Linked DNA regions of Homo sapiens: region 2 is linked to region 1. The links are chromatin loops, found by intact Hi-C in ENCODE. Cell type or tissue: prostate gland. All regions are shown on one strand. Links, peaks and the distances in the headings refer to the core of each region. The heading gives the core; the rest is flanking DNA. Region 1 overlaps LDLRAD4 (low density lipoprotein receptor class A domain containing 4). Region 2 overlaps LDLRAD4 (low density lipoprotein receptor class A domain containing 4).

Region 1 (4,392 bases), core at 171-4,170:
TTGTTTAGGTAAACTGAGCCAATAATAAACATATATTATTGGTCGTTCTCCTCCATTAAACTATGTTTGATCTTTCCTCTGTAAATCCCCCATAGTAGTAGTCACTGTGTACTTTCACACATTTCAAATGCAATATGTACACATGTATGCATATATACACAGATAATATCCAAATACATATGTACACAAACACACTCTGGGTTGTGGTATTTAAATACACACACACATACATATCACATGTATAACTTTTTAATTTCTAAAAACAATACTTAGTCTCATTATTTGAAATACATTTTCTCTTCCCTTCTGTCAGAGATCACTTCTTTAGTGCTGGCTGTGGTCTCCGCTCCTGCAGAGTTCTAGCCTCCCAGTGGAACCTGCCGACGCCCTGAGGAAGGATCCCTCGCAGCACAACCATGCAGGGTCCAGAAAGCAGAAAGCAGCTAACTGCATTCCGCTCTAGCCAAACAGAACTCACCCCATCTGTATCATCTACGCATAAACTTTGCAAATAAAGTCCTGGATCCAGTACTCTGAAATAACTTAATGAAAACACATTCTACTGCTAAAGTACCTTTGCCTTGGCTTCCAGTGCTGTGATACACTTGTACGCGGTAATGCAAATAGGCCTGGAACGAGCATACTTTGCCCTCTCGACCCGGCCAATTCAGACTCTACACATCTGTAGTGAGCCCCAAGGTTCTACATTTCCTTTTCTTTTTTTCCTTTTCTTTTTTTTTTTTTAAGAGACAGAGTCACCCAGGCTAGATTACAGTGAAGCCATCACAGCTCATAGCAGGCTCTGCTTCCTGGGTGCAAGTGATCCTCCCACCTCAGCCTCCCATGCAGCTGTGATCACAGGTAGGCACGCCACCAGGCCCAGCTAATTTTTAAAATTTTTGTACAATCAGGATCTTGCTGTGTTGCCCAGCCTGGTCTCAAACTCCTGGGATCAAGAGATCATCCCACCTTGGCCTCTCAAAGTGCTAAGATGTCAGATGTGAGCCACCATGCCCAGCCTCCACATTTCTAGCAAGCCCCCAGGAGACACCAGCACAGCGGTCCAGTGACACGGCTCTAGACAGCCCTGGTGTGTTTGCAGATCAAGGTAGCCTGCCTTGACTCCTCTACAAATACTTGTTCAAATCCACAGCAGCAAGAGCCTGCTGTGAAGGCAGCTATTCGAGTGATACCCATAAGCATGTTAACATGGATGTCAGGTGACGGACAGGGCCACATGGGAGGATGGAGGACAGAACATCCAAGGGGATACCAGGAGGAAGGGGTCGAAGAAGGCTGTGAGGACACTGAGTTTGAGAATGAGACCATGCCTGCTGCAGAAACCTATGAACCATTCAAGATGAAAAGAACACATCTCTCTGGAAGGAACTCCCACACTGCCGACTCAGACTGACTCCAAGTGTGAGCACATGACGTCGGACAGCTCGCTAGGGCCCCAGCAGGCTGGGAAACAGGCACGGATGCTACCAGCAGAAGCCACCACGCAAATGGGCTTCCCCTCAGGAAAAAAAAAAAAAGATCATCTACCCCGGTTCATTTGAAAAGACACAGATGCTCCAAATATTCCCACATTAACGGATCATTTTAATTGAAAATAGAGACATGCTTCTACTACCTCATCAGAGCACTAGTTCAGAGCACAATATCTGATTGTAAAGATTGTCACTGTGTGTAAGCCAGCTGCTTACATTTCATTGAGCCAGTGTTTTAAAAAATTACCAAGTTCCTCTTCATTTTACACCATTCTTAGAATATTTCCCAGTATTTTCTCTATGAGACCACTGAAAAATAACCATTGGCATTGAAATCTTGCTCAGCTTGGGAGCCACTATTAACTAGTTAAAGTTTGGACATGCTGCTCTACAAGCTACTAAATTAATAAGGGTAAAAATAAACTTCCAGAAAAGGCAAACCCTACATTAGTTCAGCCCTCTCGCATTCAAAGACATGCAGCCTTTCCTCATTCTTGTGGGTTTCATAAACTAAGAAGCACAGAACACTGTAAACTGATTTACTGGTTTCCATACATGCTGCCAAATTTCCACTTCTGCAAAACCAATTTCAATCAAACAAAAACCCTAAAGTTAATCTTCTAGTTCCTCACATGGTCCAATTTATTCAGAATGCAGGGTAAAAAGTTGGAAGACAAGAAATCAATTGTTGGCGAATAATGTCAATGTTAATTTACTGTCTTCATTTTTTAAATCACTACTTTGTCTCAGGATCATTTCCTCCTCCAAGTTCTGGAAAGTCTTTAAAAAGTGGACACTGCCAAACAATGGCCTTGTTATAAGCCAAAGTTTAGTTATTTTAAGGCATTTACTTTACTGCCTTTTAGCTGAAGTTCTCATGAAAATCTTTCCAAGCCACTAACTTTGTTAAGAATTTTTACAGGTTTACAATATAATACTGCATAGCTTCTAAACATTTCAGGGTTTTACTCTGCCCATTACTTTAGCCTTTAAGAAAGCAGCGAAGTCTGGAGTTAACAACTTAGGTAAGAGAAAGGGACGCCAAGAGGGGAAACGCTGGCAGTGACTTAACAAGGCTGCATTCCAAGGGAACAGCTAAAGGGCAGCCTGCGGTGTGAGGCTCCTTGTAAGAGGTAGCAGAGGCAGTCTGAAGGCACAGCATTTTGCATGTGCTGACTCCCTAAGAGATCTCCCTTCCTCTGCCTTCAGTAGCATGCTCAGATGTGCATATAAAGACCAAGAAGCCCCATATTTTCAGATGCTCAGATGAAACCATCTCCCACTAGGCCAGAATCCCAACAGGGGAGGGAAGCAGGGAGAAGAGTCAAGCCGAGGGGGGAGGAGGGTAAAGGAGGAACTGAGACTAAGGAAAACGGATAGAGAGTCCAGGACAGACTGGCAGGGGAGGCGGAGTGGGCACCATCTGCAGTCCATCGACAGGAACAAAATATTCTGCCCTGGGACAGGAAAACAAAGGAAATCAGTAGAAAACTATAGTCTTAAACTTAAGAGGAAAATATCTCTCCAGGCACATCTTGGAAAGTACAAGAGTTTCAAAAGACTAAAAAGAATGTGTCAAGCCAGGTGCACTGGGGGTAGTAGTTGTCGTCCCAGCTACTACAGAGGGGAGGTGGGAGGATCGCTTGAAGTGAGGAGTTCAAGTCTAGCCTGGGCAACATAGTGAAGCCTCATCTCTAAAAAATTGTTTTAAAAGAAAAAGAAACAATGCATTGGTCTGCCCATGTTACCTTAAGTCAAAGCTCAGGAAGGACAGTGGGTGACTCACAGTCTGTGCCAGTTCTCATGGCATGCAAGCTGTCACCAGGGGCCCCAGGAAAGCTGCTGGACAATCCTTACATGTGCGTGATTTCCAATCAGCCAGCCAGAATGCGGGGCCCCAGCCTCTGGCTGAAACCTTCCAGAAAAGCAAAAGATGAGAATGAACAAATGAAGTAGCTGGGTTACACACGACGTCTGAAGTGAGGCTTGCTCATCTCAGTTAGACAGCAGCAGGAGCTGGATCTGAGCGAAAACTGACGGCTGATCTCATACATGCAAACACCAAACACTGCAGAGGTTGTTTACAGAAAGTGAATTAGCATTCACAGGCTATGCCCCTGGGCAGCTTCACTATCCTGATCAAACTGTCCCCGTTCTTCTCAAATTCCACCACCACATGTGACAGGTGGAACGGGTGATGCTGGTTTTAAAATAAATGAGATAGACCACTCTTCCAGTAACTGCTAAGGCTGCAGGCCTGTGTGCACACACTAAAAACAATACAACACAGACACACACACGCGTGAAACTGACCAGTGATCAGAAGTAGAGTTTCCAGACGTTCCAAACATTACTTTGATAATTTTTAAGTGCACAGCAAAAAAAAAGTGTATCACTCTACATCTACATAATTACATACCAAAAAATGTTTCTATTAGAATTATTTGGCCCTTACAAGTGAAAGTACATTTTGCAAAGATAGGTGTCACTGAACTGCTAAAGCAATGTTAGCAGTCGCATTCATAATTCACAAGTGCAGTCTGAGAATATTTTCACAAACCTCTCCCTTGCCACCATTACCCTGTTGATTCTAACCAAGACCTAGGCGTGAACTCAGAAAATGCTGTTCTTTCACAAAGAGATTCCACATGAAAGGAGATCTAGCCTTCAGTCGACGTAAAAGATTTTCTACCTCACTGGAACATAAAATTGTAACTCTTAGTATTACTCTTACTCAGAATTCTGTTCATTTCAACTCTCTTCCTAGTCAGTGACTTGCCACCTCTGAGGCTGTGACTGAAACTGTAACTTACACTCGGAAGGCAGCTCCAAGGGTAGTGTGGGGACAGGACTCCAGGGATCTGCCCACGGGTCTGGCCAGGACTGCGGTGCTGGGCTT
Region 2 (4,392 bases), core at 96-4,095, 360 kb before region 1:
CATTCCCCTCATCCAGACGCAAGTGCCTGCAGTGGATGCTGCATGCAGTGTATCTGGTCCAGCTGCAGCCTTGCACAGAGCAAGCACCTGTGCCAGTACCTGGAGCTGCCTGCCCTGCTGCAGCAACCAGCGCACCTGGCTGTGCACAGTGGCTGGACCTTGCACTCACTTGCTCACACACCCCTCACCATTCTGTGCCTGGCTTGCCCTTGGCAGGTGTGGGATCTGGGCCAGTAACGTGAGCTGAGCGCAGCCTGCCAGGGGAAGTGGGCAGGATGAGCCCAGTGGGCATGAGCAATACTCAGGCAGAAGGCACCACCAGCCACAAAGGTTTCTGACTGGCGAAGTGACACCCTAAGGATCCTGTGACAATACTATTTCTGCATCAACTGAGATGATTGTGGGACAAGAACTTGGGACCTGCTGAATGAAGTTTGGGACCCCCAACTTCATTCTGTTAATGTAGTGTATGACACTGACTGAATTTCATGTATGGAACCATCCTTGCCTTCTGGGAATAAATCCCCCACTTGTTGATGATGTATAATCCTTTTACTTTTTTAAATTTAATTTTTATTTAGTATTATTATTATTTTTGAGACAGAGTCTCGCTCTGTCTTCCAGGCTGGAGTACAGTGGCACGATCTCAGGTCACTGCAACCTCCGCCTCCCGGGGTCAAGTGATTCTCCTGCCTCAGCCTCCCGAGTAGTTGGGATTGCAGGTGCGTGCCCCCATGCCTGGTTAATTTTCGTATTTTTAGTAGTGACAGGTTTCACCATGTTGGCCAGGCTGGTCTCGAACTCCTGACCTCAAGTAATCTGCCTCCCTTAGCCTCCCAAAGTGCTGGGATTACAGGTGTGAGTCACTGTGCGCAGCCAGTATAACCCTTTTAATATACTGCTGAATTTAGTTTGCTAGTATTTTGTTGAGGACTTTTGCATCAATATTTATAAGAAATATTAGTCTATGGTTATCTTTTTCTGCTGTGTCTTTGTCTGGCTTTGGTATCAGGAATGCTGGCCTCATCTCATAATGAGTTAGGAAGTGTTCCCACCTCTTGAAATTTCTAGAAGTTTAAGAAGGATTGATGTCAATTCTTTAAATGTTTGGTAGAATTCACCACTGAAGCCATGTGGTCCAGGTTGGAGATTTTAGACCATTGGTTCAATCTCCTTACTAGCTATAGATCTATTAAGATTTTCTATTTCTTCATGATTCAGTCTTGGTAGGCTGTTTCTAATATCTTTTCATTTCATCTAGGTTATCCAATTGGTTTGCATACAATTGTTCGTAGCACTATTTTATAATCCTTTTCATTTCTGTATTTATTGGATCATTTTTCTTCCAACCAGTACATCTCATATTATTAAAGGACAGTCGTCTGCAGCCATGACTTACTGAGGGTTCCCTTGTGCTGCACCATGGGCTGTCGCCTGCTGCCATGCGTCCACGTGTGCAAGGCCACACCACGCCCGAACCCTGCTGGGCTTATGCTCTCAGCTACACTCTCCTTTCCACACACACACAGAGGACCCCAGGAATGATCAGATGTGGGGACTGGAAACAACCAGGGAGAGCACTGAACACAGTGTTTTCCACCATGTGCTTTGCAGCCTCTTAGAGAGCTGGAAAATCCATTTAAGTGGGTCACAGCCAGCATTCCAAAAACTGAAACAGAACAGAAATGATCTGAGCACACTGTAAGTATTGTTTTGTAAAACCTCTGCCTTAATTGCATTATAGGAGGCTTTTGTGTTGTGATATAAAATGTATTTCTTACTGTTCTTCATGGCAAGATACAGATTGAAGGCCTCCGAATGAAGCCAGTTATCCCTCATTTTAGATGGGGGGAAACTGAGGACAGAGGGCATATTCCTCTCTAGGCACCTCGGTCAGTCTGCGGTAAAGCAAGACTACTGCTGGGTATTCTGATTCTACCCAAGGGCTAACCTCCCAGTGAATGAATGTATTTTATGGCCTCAAATAGTTGGAAATCTATTTTTCCCCTGTTCCACAGTGAGAATTTCAAAGAAGAGGTGAAATTGATCTTTGGATATTCAGCAACACCTTTGCCTTCTGATAAAATCAATTTTCCCTGTTTTCTCCCTTTTTTCATGCAGCCTCTCCACCATCCTGATATTTTATCACTACCGTCCTTTCCACTCTAGATGGCAGTCACAGCCTGGATGTGAGGCCAGTACCCCTGGCTGTCAGAGACTGCACCTCCCCCTTTCTTCCTCCTGGGGAATCCATCATCAGACTTCTCAGATTCAAGATCCCCCAACTCTGCTCAATCTAGGGCACGTCCCTTAAGAGAAAAGACAAATCATCTAGGAAGGTCTGCTGGAAGAAAAGGAAGGGAATCCTTTCTATTTCTGGGACAATGCAATGGGCTAGCGGGGAAAAGCAATATGAGGTGCCTCTCCCAGCTTGGTGCTGGGGTTAGTGAGCAATCGGACTTCAAGAGGAATCAGCCTGGGAATGAGAAAGTTCCAGGCAGCAGGAAAATGTGGAACCACACAAGATCCAGGCAGGCATCATCCTGATTTCAGCACCAGTTGCCTCGTCTCACATGTGAGAAGAAGTCAGAGCTCAGAGGGGATTTTCTGTGACCTTCACCCAAGGTCACAGAGCTGCTGGGGCTTTGCCAAGAGCCAGACCCCAGCCTGGTGAGCCTCCCCAACAGGGGCCACCCAGAGTTATGATCATTAAGATAATTTTTAATCTTCTTCTCTTTTTTTTTTTCAGAACAAACCACACCAACTTTCAAGGACTAAGCAAAAAATAAACCAACAGATTTTACTATTAGATTATTAATGCTAATACCTTATATATTTAAAAGATTACTATAAATTTGTTGATAAAAATGTTCATACATTTTATTTAAAATTATTATTTTAGCCACCATAGAAACCATGTTCAAATGAATTACTCTGGGAGTCTATAGATGCCCAGAACATTACTGCCTTTAGCATCAGTTTACATGATCAGAGGATGTTTTGTAATTGCAAAGGTAATACATGAATACATTCTTACCATAAAAGTTTTACTGCACAGATCAGTGTTCCTTTGTCCTTACTTCCTTCCCAGGCACAGCTGTCAGTTTGCTGTGGGTCCTTCCTGACCTTTCTCTACAGATCAGTTTGTAACTCGGACGTCAGTCTCACTAATTGAGTCGTGCTTGCCTTTGCACCAAAATTGTATCATTTGGTTTGATCACCCATATAATGAACAAGACTTAACTCTAAATGGATTTTGGCTGGTACCAAAAATCAAATCTATCCCCAAGAGCAAAACTATTTGCTCTTTGCAAAGGAAGATTTGCCATTGTGGAGAAGCTTTTAAAAAATTTCCCTTGATTAAAAAAACAAACAAACAAATAAAAACAACCCAGTCAGGTGCAGTGGCTCAGGCCTGTAATCCTAGCACTTTGGGAGGCTGAAGTGGGAAGATCGTTTGAGGCAAGGAGTTCAAGACCAGCCTGGGCAACACAGTGAGATCTTGTCTCTACAAAAAATTTAAAAATTAGCCAGGCATGGTTGCGCGTGCCTATAGTCACAGCTACGCAGGAGGCTGAGGCAGGGGGATCAGTTGAGCCTAAATGTTCGAGGCTGCAGTGAGTTATGATCATGCCACTATACTCCAGCCTGCGCAACAAAGTGAGATCTTGTCACTTAAAAATAACCCCAAAACCTGAAGGTAATTCCCAAACATTCTGAGCAGTGCCAACATCAGTAGAAGGACTATTTGAGACACTGTCACTTTAAAGATAAGCATTGACTCTTCCAAAGCTCTGCCCACTGTGGTTCAGGTGGGAATCTGCGTGCAGCTGGGGTCCAGCATCCTTATGCAGTTTCTGCCGGGCCGCTTGGCCTCCTGTTTCCCTTAATTGAAGGGAGATGTTCTCATTTTGAGGTGATGTGAAATTGTCTATCCTCTAATGCTTCAATTAGACATAGCAAAGGGCAAAACCTTTCAAATGACCACCTGGGCAGCCTGATAATTGGAAGTCCTTGCTCACTCAGACAGACATGCTGCGGCCAACCCGCCGGACCCTAAGCTCTTGGAAATGCAGTTTCCGTGAAATGCAGTAACGGAGAGCTGTCACTGGACAACCGACAAACACACACATCTGGTCTGTGGTGCAGCAGGGTCTGCCTTGCCTGCAGGGAAACGGTCCCCTGCGGTTCATCCCCACAATGATGCCAGAGGAAGCCTGTGGCTCTTTTCTTTAGTCTGGAGTGTCAGAGGCAGACCGAGTACAACTGCATCAGTAAGCCCTTTAGTCCACTCCTTCAAGCCTTACTGAAAATCATTCCTTTCCATCGTTTTCCACATGCTTTTCTAAACGTATGAGGTGGGCAGGAGTGAGAGCAGCAGGGCACAGCGAG

Evidence for each region. Hi-C counts contacts between places; a loop is a spot of excess contacts. Peaks named below come from ENCODE experiments on the same cell type or tissue, not always from the same donor. Only the 100,000 strongest peaks of a DNase experiment are listed, where the experiment ranks them.
Region 2: it touches region 1 in a loop (2.9-fold over the local background); 2 of 110 quality-filtered maps call a loop at or near these places.

What each region holds. Positions count from the first base shown.
Region 1 is chr18:13,266,709-13,271,100 of GRCh38, reverse strand. All of the region lies in intron 1 of LDLRAD4 (low density lipoprotein receptor class A domain containing 4), which reads right to left. Among named protein-coding and RNA genes, the nearest start is that of C18orf15, 29 kb to the right of the region's middle. RefSeq lists a silencer at 2,437-2,731. In prostate gland, for the core only: no CTCF peak of the experiment used is centred there; DNase peaks (open chromatin) are centred at 1,424, 2,010 and 2,570; H3K27ac peaks cover 2,863 bases.
Region 2 is chr18:13,628,132-13,632,523 of GRCh38, reverse strand. The region is part of intron 5 of LDLRAD4 (low density lipoprotein receptor class A domain containing 4); the gene reads right to left. Among named protein-coding and RNA genes, the nearest start is that of MIR4526, 19 kb to the right of the region's middle. In prostate gland, for the core only: a CTCF peak has its summit at 2,206 (motif pointing right); a DNase peak (open chromatin) is centred at 2,203.